2 separate regions of the Mus musculus genome follow, and region 1 is linked to region 2. The links are chromatin loops, found by intact Hi-C in ENCODE. Cell type or tissue: left cerebral cortex. All regions are shown on one strand. Links, peaks and the distances in the headings refer to the core of each region. The heading gives the core; the rest is flanking DNA. Region 1 has its middle 75 kb from the start of H2al1a. Region 2 has its middle 29 kb from the start of H2al1a.

Region 1 (5,385 bases), core at 283-5,282, 46 kb before region 2:
AACAGTCCCACCTCTCACCTAGAATATGCTAAACTTTTGGCCAAGAGAATGAAGGATGCCAACAAAAAATGCCAGAAACAGATTACCAAGAGACATAGGTTGTTCTTGGTGAGGGGCTGCTACTTCTAAGTCTGTGTCCAGTCAAAAATAGATTTTTAAGAAGAGCAAATAAATAATCAGACTTTGAGAAAAAAGAAAAAATAAAGATTTGGAGGATGAAGAGGAAAGAGGGACCAATGTAGAATAGACATAGATGGCAAAGCAAGGTGGGAGACTAAGGTAAGGTTTTAGGATAAGGAAGGTGTCCATTGAAGAAGCAGAAAGAAATAAAGGATAAGGTGGAGTAATGAGCCAAACAAGTCCTGCTTTCCCCAGGAGCAGCCTTAACTATCTCAACCTAAATAACAAGAGCAAGCACCTAGTGCTATCTGTGAGTCACACATCAATTTAAGTGTTTTGTGCTCTCAAGGTGATCTTTAGGGTGGTAAAGCACTGTTATTGTCCCCTTAAAAGATGCCGAACATCACTTGCCCAAGGTTTTAGAGCTAATAGTGGCAAAGCTGGGACTTGAACCTGGGAGGTCTTACTCTGGAGGCTATTCTCCTGACCACTAAATTATACTCCTACTCAAGTTAATAGAATTAAAACCAACAAACACTTTGAGGGGAACCTTGTACGAGGCATTATGGAAGTTGGAAAGATGGATGAAGGATACCATCTTTACTCTTTCTTGAGGAATTTCTGCTATAATGAAGACCAGCCAGACAATGCTGGGAGGGACCTTGAGACAGCTGGGCAGAGCTACCCAAGGCAGGCAGGTAGCAGCCATGAAATTGATTCCCAGAAAGCGTAGCTGCAGGCATCTGGCTTGGCTTGGGGATCAGACTGCTGTCCTGGATGAGCAAATGCAACAGAGACCTAAGACTTTGCAGGGATGAAGGTGAGAGGCTGGGGACAGGATGAGTTATTGACATTTACACTCAGAAGGAGACTAAGGCTGGAAAGCATTACATCCTTTAGGGATGATTTCTTAGCATGCATTACATCTCTCTCCCAACCCAAAAGATTGACTCATTTGCACTCATGAGTCAAGAATATTTTGCTTTCAGGCAACAGAAACTCAACTCAAGCCAGTTTAAGATGGAGAAAAGACACCAAGGTTTATCCTCAGTAAAGGTTATTTCTGGGTGTTTAAACAATAGTTAATTTTCTATATAAGTATCAGAATAATTTTTTCAGCTCTTGAGAATTTTCACATAATCTATATAGCCACATGGCAGTCATCAGTACTTCCATATACAATGTAAGATTTGTGTGTGTGTGTGTGTGTGTGTGTGTGATGTATCTCCAACAAACTAATGTATTTGAAGACCTTATTCCCAGTTGGTGACACTATTTTGGAAGTTATGGAGGCTTTGGGACATAGGACGTTAGTTGGTAGAAGTGGGTTACTAGATGTGAGTCTTCGGATTCCAGCTGAGTTGTCTGCTTCCTGAATGTCAAGAAGTGACCAATTGTCTCACAATTCCCACAAATAGCTACGAAGCCATTCATACAGCTATGCTGTCGATTACAGATGTCTTCTGAAACCATGAATGAAGTTAAGTTCTACCTTCAAAAAAAAAAAAGGTTTCTTTTAGCCACATCTAAGAAGAATTCGTACTGTTGACCTCATTTTCCTTCCTTTATGTCCTCTGCCTCCCCAAATCTGTCCAGGGAAGCCCATCAAGTCCCCATATGCACATTAAGCATGGGTCCTGGGTTCCAACACAGTCTATGGAGGCCAGAAGCTTTCTGTCAAACTTGGCTTGTATTCCCCATCACATGTGGCCTACTCTGGTGTCAGACCCTGGGCATATACTTGGGCTGGCTAGGAGGTAGGACATCTCCTGGTTCTGACCTCTAGGCTTCAGGATCAAATATCTGACAGTAGGCTATTTCCATGACCCCACAGACCGCAGCCCTAGTTGGTGTAATTACATGATAACAGCAGGCTTTGTGGTTTATCTAACTCACCTGTCTTTGTCCTTTCCTTGCTACCGGAAATCCAGTTTTATGTAGGAGCAGCACACTGTCCTCAGGAATGGGACAACAGTTTGTATAGGCCAATTACAACAATTTCCTTCTCCATTTTCCTCAGCCTCCAAGTCCTGAAGTCACTAGGACCTAATTCATTCCAGCCAAGAAGATGGAAGACCATGATGGAGAATGCTCTGGAAATGCTTTTCTTTCCTCATGTAAGTTTAGACAAGGTTTGCCTGGTCCTCCTCTCATTTTCTCCATGTCTGAATGTAGGCTAGATATATATGGCTTTATCCTGACTCATAGCTTCAGAACCCGCAATTTCTATACGGACAAAACTGAGTTATCATCTTTCCTCCCAATCTTCTCTTTGCACAGGTTTCTTTCTCTACTACACCCAGGCAAAGTCAACAGCCACGCCTCACCACCTGACCTCCAATCAGTCACTGGGTTTTCATCATCTGACCTTTTCAGTATCTCTTGAATCAGTTTCCTCTCCATCTCCAGTGCTACTCCCTTAGATCAGATCTGCTCTTGCCTCACCTTGATTGCTGCAGTGCCTTCTGACTGCGAGCTACCTCCCCTCTGAACTCTTCAATCAGTCCTCCAAATGTGAGCCCAGGGCTGCATTTCTAAAATGCACATCTGATCAGGACATTCCCCTGCCTAAAATCCTACATTGTCTTCCAACCTTGGATGGGAGACCCCTCAGAGCTACCATTTCACAGGCCCATTGAGTATGGCCCTCTTGTGTTTACATCCCTCTTCCCCCAAAGGGACCTCCCACTGCTAGATGTATCAAAACTGTAGTCTTGGAATTATCTCTGCCTTCTGGTGCTATGCCTTCATCCTGAGTTCTCCCTACTCTCAGATTCCTCTTCAATCAGTCCTTTCTGTCCTTTAAATTTCAGCTCATCAGTTGTCCATTTTCCTCAAGAAGCCTTTCTCTCCTCCTTTCCTCTTCTGTCCTCTTTTCTGTGTCTTCATTACAGTAGAGCCTTCCATGCTGACCTGTAATCTCTAGTCGTCTCTAGCTATTTTATGGCTAATGCTCATTTAGATTTACTCACATGTTTACCCAGGTTCATCACTCATCCTTGCTTTTCGTCTCCTACAGCTGCCTTCTGGGTTTCATTTCTAAGTTTCATCTCTGAAGTAAATCCTCTAGTAATTCTGCCAGTTAGGATCATAAGTGTAAATTCTTTCAGACTTTGTTCTAAAACGTCTATATTTATTTTACTCTCACTTTCTTTTTACTTTTTGTTATGAAAATTCAAATATAAAGGAAAGTAGAAAAACTAATATAGCAAATGTGCATGCTCTCCCATCTGGATTTAACAATTGTTAACATATGTCATGTTCGCCTCATCTGCTTTTTTCCTAAGGTACTTTAAAATAGATTCCAGGCATCGTCGTATTTTATCCTGTGCAGAATCGTTTTCTTTTGGCCCTGCCACTTTCCCTCTCCTCCTATTCTCTTGAGTATGGGAAATCTTTGGCTCTCAGTTAGATTTGGACTATGGGATGATCCAACAGAAGGTCAAATGAGTCCAGACTCGGCAATAACTGGTTTTCTCACTGAAGCCCACAGCTTCTGTCAGGACACCATCTATAGCTGTAGACACCACTCTTGAAATTCTAGTAACTGCTCCATCCTCTGTCCCTTAAGACCCTGGTGACTGGAAACACATGCAGCTCTGGTGTGCTTCGGAATACTTTATTGGTTTCCCTACACTCTGACTATACTCTATAAATAGTCTCTCTTATTAAACCCTCCTGTAGTATCTCACCTGGCCCGGAATTATATACATCCTTAAGTACAGTCATACATCATGCAAAAAAAATTGCCAACAACAAATACATATTCCATGGTCCCAGAAGATTATAATAGAGGTGAATTTTTTTATAATAGAGATACCTAAACACTTATATTTATCGTGGCACTATTCACAATAGGCACGTTTCAGAGTCAGATAAGGTGTCCTTCGGTGGATGAATGGATCAGAAAGCTGGTAGCTATACACAATGGAAAATTATTCAACGATAAAGAAGAAAGAAATCATGCTTTGGGGGAAAGAGACCAAACTGTGGATCATCTTGTTACCAGAAATAAGCCAGACTCAGAAAACAAATATCACCTGTTTTCTCTCATATGTGCAATCTGGATTTTTTTTTAATAAGTTGAAGGGAACTAAATTGGAAAGAGAAATGGGTTCAACAGTGGGAGAGAGAGAGAGAGGTAGTAGGGGATAAATATAATCAAATTATATCATATATGTATGGCAATGCCATGATGAGATACGTAATGTATTGCTATAAATATGTGCTAAAGGTGGCTAGAGACATGGCTCAATGTTAAGAGACTTTATTGTTCTTCCAGAGGACCTACATCCCATTCCCAGCACCCACGTGGCAGCTCAAAACTGTTTCTAGCTCCAGTTCCAGGGGACCTGACTCCCTCTTCTGACTTCTATGGACACCAGACATGCACTTGGCACACATTCCTGAATGCTGGCAAACACTTATACATATAAAATAAAATAAATAGATCTTTAAAAATACAGAATAATAAAGTAGCCCAAACTTAACTTTTATTAGCTACCAATGTCTTCTCCATCATACTGTCATCATGCAATCCATTGCTTATGCTTCTGGGGACATAAGAGTAAATAGGCCCACTGCACTACCAGTCACACAAAATTACACAACTCTGGGTACAATACTTACTGATGTAAGAAGTAGCTACATTACTCAATTTTGTGTTTACTATATGGTTGTTTCTTTAATTAATTTAAGGTGTACTCCTCTTTGTAAAAAGGAAGTTTGCTGAAAAACAAGACGTCTTGTTACTCTGGCAACAGCTTCATATGTCTTCTTGTGTTTACTGAGTCTCTTGACTGCATGAAAAGGTCACATGCAATCAGTGATTGTCCTATATGGCCTAGGTTTGTGTGGGTACACACCATGATGTTTTTATGATGGTAAAGTTGCATCAAAATCTCTTTCCCAAATCATATCCCTATCAATAAGTGATACATGACTCTACTTCAGTGTGCATCTCTTAAAATGATTTTAAAACTTTTAGTGTGATTTTATATAATAAAAACAAAACATGATCATATTGCCATTATCACACAAATTAACAAAATTAAGAGTAATTCTTTAACACTCCAGTTTTTTTTCCTTAAAAGTGAGTTTTTGTTTGTTTGTTTTTGAGTTTTTTGCTCAAATCAGAACACAATCCAAGGAGCACATACTGCTTTCGTTTATTTCTTTTAAATCCCACAGAATTTGGAAAAGTCTCCCTATTCTTTTTTTCATGTTAAAGACACTTGAAACGTATACTTCATAGGCGATGTTGTC
Region 2 (5,385 bases), core at 160-5,159:
AATTGTCCTCATATGGGAGAACAGCAACAGCAGCAGCAGCAGCAACAGCAACAACAACAACAACAACAACAACAGCAACAGCAACAGCAAAAGCAGTGAACTTAACCCCATGAGCACTTAGGAGAGGAATGTGAGTCCACTCATGAAGGCAGAGCACCTGACCTACATGCTCCCCAGAGGGCCCCAGCTCCCAGCACTGCAGGTTAGGGAATATGGTTTCTAGCCTGGCAATTTAGGAAAGGGCTGGACATTTAAACCATAACACCTACCTGGCCTGTTGGTCAGGACGGTGGTGCAGGATTCTTTCTGACACCAGAACCCTGAAGCCCAGGTATGATTTTCCGGTCATATCCTGGCCATCCACCAGATGTGTGGCACTACTTGTTATCGCTGTGTTATTGCTGACACTTTGAGTACTGTTTTTGCTGCCAAAGCCTAACCCTTACAGATAGGGCATCCCAGAGAGGGACTGTGGCTCACCGCTTTTCACACACCTGGCTTTTTGTGCCAAAAGCAAGATTAGAACCTGTGGCCCTGTCCTCTGCCCTACAGGAGTTATCCCAAGATTTTCACACACATGTGAAAGACACCATTTGGTTGTAGGTCTTGCAGCTTTTAGGAAATATAGCTTGTAAAAAACTCGTTGAGAGAAAACAGATGAAACTTTACATGGCTCCGGGGATTAATAATGTAACGGGGATTGTTCCACTTCTGCTTTGAAGTGAATCTGAACTGGTTGCTCCACCCCCTCTCCTCCTCCTCTCCCACAGCTGTGGAGTTCCCCAGGAGGAAGGCTTTAATGGCTTGGGAGCTGCTCCAAATAGTGTCTGCAAGAACCGGAGCTGGAGTAACCCTGGAGACCAACCATGACTGAAGCTGGGATCTGGCCCTTTCCTAGATAAGCAGGAAGCCCAAGCCCCAACCCCAGCACTCGCAGACGCTTGGCAGCCCAGGCAAGAAGCACACATAGATGCTGAAGGGATTGTCCGCCCCATACCATGCCTCTCTGCCTCCAAAGAGGGAAAACCCATCTGCAAAACCTCGCCTGCGTGTACTCAGGAGCTGCAGACTATGATAAGATGAAGTTAGAGAAGCAAAGAGCCACCGCCATCACCCCCTGAAGAACACTCCTATAAACCTTCCTAGGACTCACCACAGATTGACTCATGCCTCCTTGGCCTACAGATATTGCTGGATATTGGATGCTGACAGTATTTAAGCCTGTTGTATTCTTACTGACAAGCGTGGTCTGTGTCTACATAACTCTGGAGCTTGTAGCACACTAAAGAACAGTGTTTTTGTTTGACTTTGTTTGGCTTGGTTGTAGGGTCTTACGTAGCCCAGGCTAGCATTGAACTTGATATATACTTGAGGATGACTTTCAAGTCTTGATCCTCCTGCCTCTACCTCTCAAGTGCTAGAATTACATGTGAAAGTCTCAGCATACTGTCATACACTCATAGGTTTCAGATTGAGTAAGAGAAAAACCACCTGCTGCCATATGATTAGAGATATATAAGGTTTCATCAAACTAGGTACTGGTGGTGCATGCCTTAACTGCAGTACTTGAGGAGGCAGAGACAGGCAGATATGTTTGTGGGTTTGAAGCCAGCCTGGTCTATATAGCAAGTTCCAAGCCATCCAGGGCTACATAGAGAGCCCTTTTCTCAAAAACAATAAAGGTTTGGTCAAGCGATGTCTCTGTTTCATATTATACATGCAAATGACTGGGAAAAGATATCGTCAGTTTTCCTTGTTGCATGCCCAGTTCATAGCACAGCCCTAGACACATAAGGAGCATCACTATATAGGTGAATGAATGAATTTGAGGATAAATAAACACAGCTGTTCTGGGAGAGAGTCCACAGGTGGCATTTTTGCATAACTGGCCACCATGGTTCAGCATATCAGATCTGGGCCTGTGGGCCCTTTGGCATTTGGTGAAGGTCCCTCTGTTCCTCTCCGTGGCACCATGCCATCCTAAACTTGTCTCAACAAGTAGTCACTGCTGAGCTGACATCTCTATCACCCTGGCCTCCCTGGTGACTATTGGCTACAGAGGACACTGGGGACTGTGGCAGCCCGAGCAAGTGATCACGCTTTCTTGCCCAGTCCCAACCCCCAATTTGCTGGCAGAAGTTGGTATGCTGGCAGCATCTGCTCCTGTTTGGAACCAAAGCTGTTCCTTGTCATTCTTGATGCCAGCTGGGAGCAGAGCAAAGTCACCAATGCATAGGAGAGTCCAGACCCTCAGGGGCCACCAACTGCCTGGGATGGAACAGAGAGTCTGGCAGGACATGACTAGTAAAAGAAGCCCATGGGCATTACCCTTCAGCGCTGCTAGAACAGGTTGTCTGAGGCCAGTTCAGGAAGAACAAAGGAAACAAAAACAACCTCCTCCTTTCCCATGTTTCTCACTCCCCTAGTCTAAGGCTACTGCATGAGACAGACTGAGACTAGCACAAGCAGCCAGTTAGCTTTGGGAGACGGTCCTGCAAAGCAGAGGTGAGGGTGCTTAGAGACTGAGGCGGGTCAGGGAGGAAAGTCAATTTGGACTGCACTAAAGAGCTGTAGACATTTTCTGGGGCTCAGGCATTTGTTCCTTGGGTGAGTAGAATATTTACTCCTATATCTTGTCCCTCGGTACAAATGTGTTGCCCTTGACCTATATATTTCCTTGCATTTCCAAATTGTGCCTGTGTTGAGCTAAGTAAGCTTCCAGGGTGCCAGAACCAGCCCTCAAGTGGGCAAGCTGAGAGACATGGGTCCTGGAAGGGGAGGAGATGCAGTACCCACAGAGCTGTCCAGTTAGAAGCTTTGAGTGAGAGACCATGGGTGTGGCCTCAACACATTCATTCATATATATATATACACACACACACACACACAAATGGCCTAGAAATAGAAGATGTGGATTCCAGGTCTCTTGCACTTAACTGTAAGATCTTTCGTGTCAACTCAACCTCATTTTTGTCCACTCAGGAAAAAAAAAAAGAGGGGGAATTCTGTCCGTGAAACGTTGAAGGATTGCTCGGGGGAATCAGATTACAACAGAGAACCAAATACACAGTGTTTTATGTTAATATAATATTCCGGTCCTTTAACTTGTCCAAAAAGCTACCGCATTGCTTTCCTGTCAATATACTCTCCATGGAGAGTTTCCAAGGCTACAAGCTGTCAAAGGCCCTTGAAAAACTAAAAGTACAGTACACTTTCAGATGGGAATATGTCAATGAGTCCACCTGAAATAGGCTCCTGATGTTCCTCCAGGTAAATTGGACCTCGTGCAAAGAAAGATGATCATGATCTCATTCAAAGAATTCTTCCTATACTTGGCTGACCCTACCTAAGCCTCAATTACTCCTCCCTCCTCTCCTCAACCTCCTCCCCCACATAGCCTCCATCTCCTCAGATCCTACTCATGCTAGCTAGGGTAATGCTGACTGACGTAACTTACAGACCGTCACAAGTCTGGGCTTATCAATGATAAAAAAGTGGTTTCATTCTTATGTGACAAGCTGACACCTGGAACCTAATTGTGTTGAATACACCTGCCAATTCAGTGATCCAAGAACCCAGGTGCCTTCCACTGCACACCATCATCATCTTCAATCTGAACTTCTTTGTTGGAGTTCCCAATTTTCAGTCAATTGGAATGGGGCAAGAATGTGAAAGATCAAATATCAGAATACGGACAAAGTTGTGAGCGACTGCATGCATGCTACCAGTCTACTAGAACTCAGTTGACATGGCCATCTTTAGCTACAAAGGAATCTGAGAATGGTACACTACCTTAGTGACCAGGGAAAATAGAAACTAGCATTGGTGACTGGATAGTAACACTGCCCTAACCTTGAAATTCCTATGATCAATTGTTGGAGCTATGATCAATTATTAAGAGTTTGGATGTTCAATGTCTCCCTAAGGTTCTTATGCTGGTTGTCAGGCTATGGTGCTGCTGGGAAGGGCTGGAACCCTCAGAATGTGGAGGGTAGTGAGAAAGTTATGTCACTGAGGTCATGTCCTTCAAGGAGCTACTGTAACTGCAGCCTCTACCCCATGTCTGCTTACCAGCTTCCATGAGCTCTGCTTTAACACATACTCCCTCCCCTATGCTGCTCTGCCTTGCCATAATCCCAGAGCAAGAGAACCCATCAGTCATTGACTGAAATCTCTAAAACTAGGAGGTGTCTAACCTTTTGACATTGTGGTAAGGTATCATGTCCAAATGTGTTGAGCAACATTCATAGCTGTCTTGGGGCACATGTGGCCTATGGTCCCACAGATTGGCCATGTCTCTGTAAAACAGTCATCCAAACTACATCCTTCCTCATCTTGAGTTGATGACCTCAAATACTTTGTCATAATAACCAAAACATCAAGTAACACATCAAAGAAGAGCTGAATTGTTTCACATGGGAGTTCAACAAACCAGAAAGCACCTACAGACACCGGGTCAAGTCAAGGGGCAAAAACAATAAGTCAACAATCAAACAAATAAGCAAACAAAACACATCACAAAACAAAACAAGCAAGCAAAACAAACAAAAACGGAAGAACACACAGAGATCATAGCCAGTAACTCACTATTGCCTGCACACTTTCCCTTCTACAGTGCTGAAATGTATAACATTTTCCCGAAAGCTATGGGTTGACCTGCTTCTGTGTCTTTGCCTATATTGCTTTTACCCAGTGCCTTTCCCAGTTTCATTTAGCTGGTCCACCATATGTCTGCCCCAGTAAACCCAGTCTCCTGATATTCAGGCCTTTGGAAAGTCCACTCCCTTCAATTGGGTCTGGTTCCACAGCTAGGTTTAATCAACAGAATGCAGTGGTGGTGGCAAGTGGTGGTTCCAGGCCTAACTCCAAAGACCACCTGACAGCTTCTACTCTGGTGTTCCTAGGATTCTGAGTCTCCAATTAAGACATTTGGCTGCCTTTCTCTAAAAAAACACATGACATCACTGTGTGGAGAGGCAGAGAGACTCCAAGACCACTTGGAGAAAGAAAAGCTCAGATGAATCCAGTCTCCAGAAAAAATTGCCAGCTGAATTTAGCTAAAGAGGGATTACCAAAAGGGCCAGCCGAAAAGTCACCCAGCTGACCTCAGCCTTGACTGGAGAAGGATTAGCAAACAAAATGCTGCTTCAAGCCACTAATTTAGGGTGATTTGTTACGCAGAAATAGAAACATGAGGTAACGTCCTTCAAGTTCTGTGCCAGGCTTGAACATAATCTTCTACTTCTTTCCTCTACTTCTCTATCCTCCTTGCTTTGGTTTGAATATAAAATGACCCCATAAGCTAATGTTTGAATGCTTGGTCTTCAACAGAGAGTATTATATGGGGAGTTTGTGGAATCTTAGAGGGCCCACCAGGCAGATATA

Evidence for each region. Hi-C counts contacts between places; a loop is a spot of excess contacts. Peaks named below come from ENCODE experiments on the same cell type or tissue, not always from the same donor. Only the 100,000 strongest peaks of a DNase experiment are listed, where the experiment ranks them.
Region 1: it touches region 2 in a loop (6-fold over the local background); 3 of 42 quality-filtered maps call a loop at or near these places.

Annotation. Positions count from the first base shown.
Region 1 is chrX:11,221,123-11,226,507 of GRCm38, forward strand. No RefSeq gene overlaps it. Among named protein-coding and RNA genes, the nearest start is that of H2al1a, 75 kb to the right of the region's middle. In left cerebral cortex, for the core only: no CTCF peak of the experiment used is centred there; a DNase peak (open chromatin) is centred at 2,342.
Region 2 is chrX:11,267,180-11,272,564 of GRCm38, forward strand. No RefSeq gene overlaps it. Among named protein-coding and RNA genes, the nearest start is that of H2al1a, 29 kb to the right of the region's middle. In left cerebral cortex, for the core only: no CTCF peak of the experiment used is centred there; DNase peaks (open chromatin) are centred at 805 and 2,084.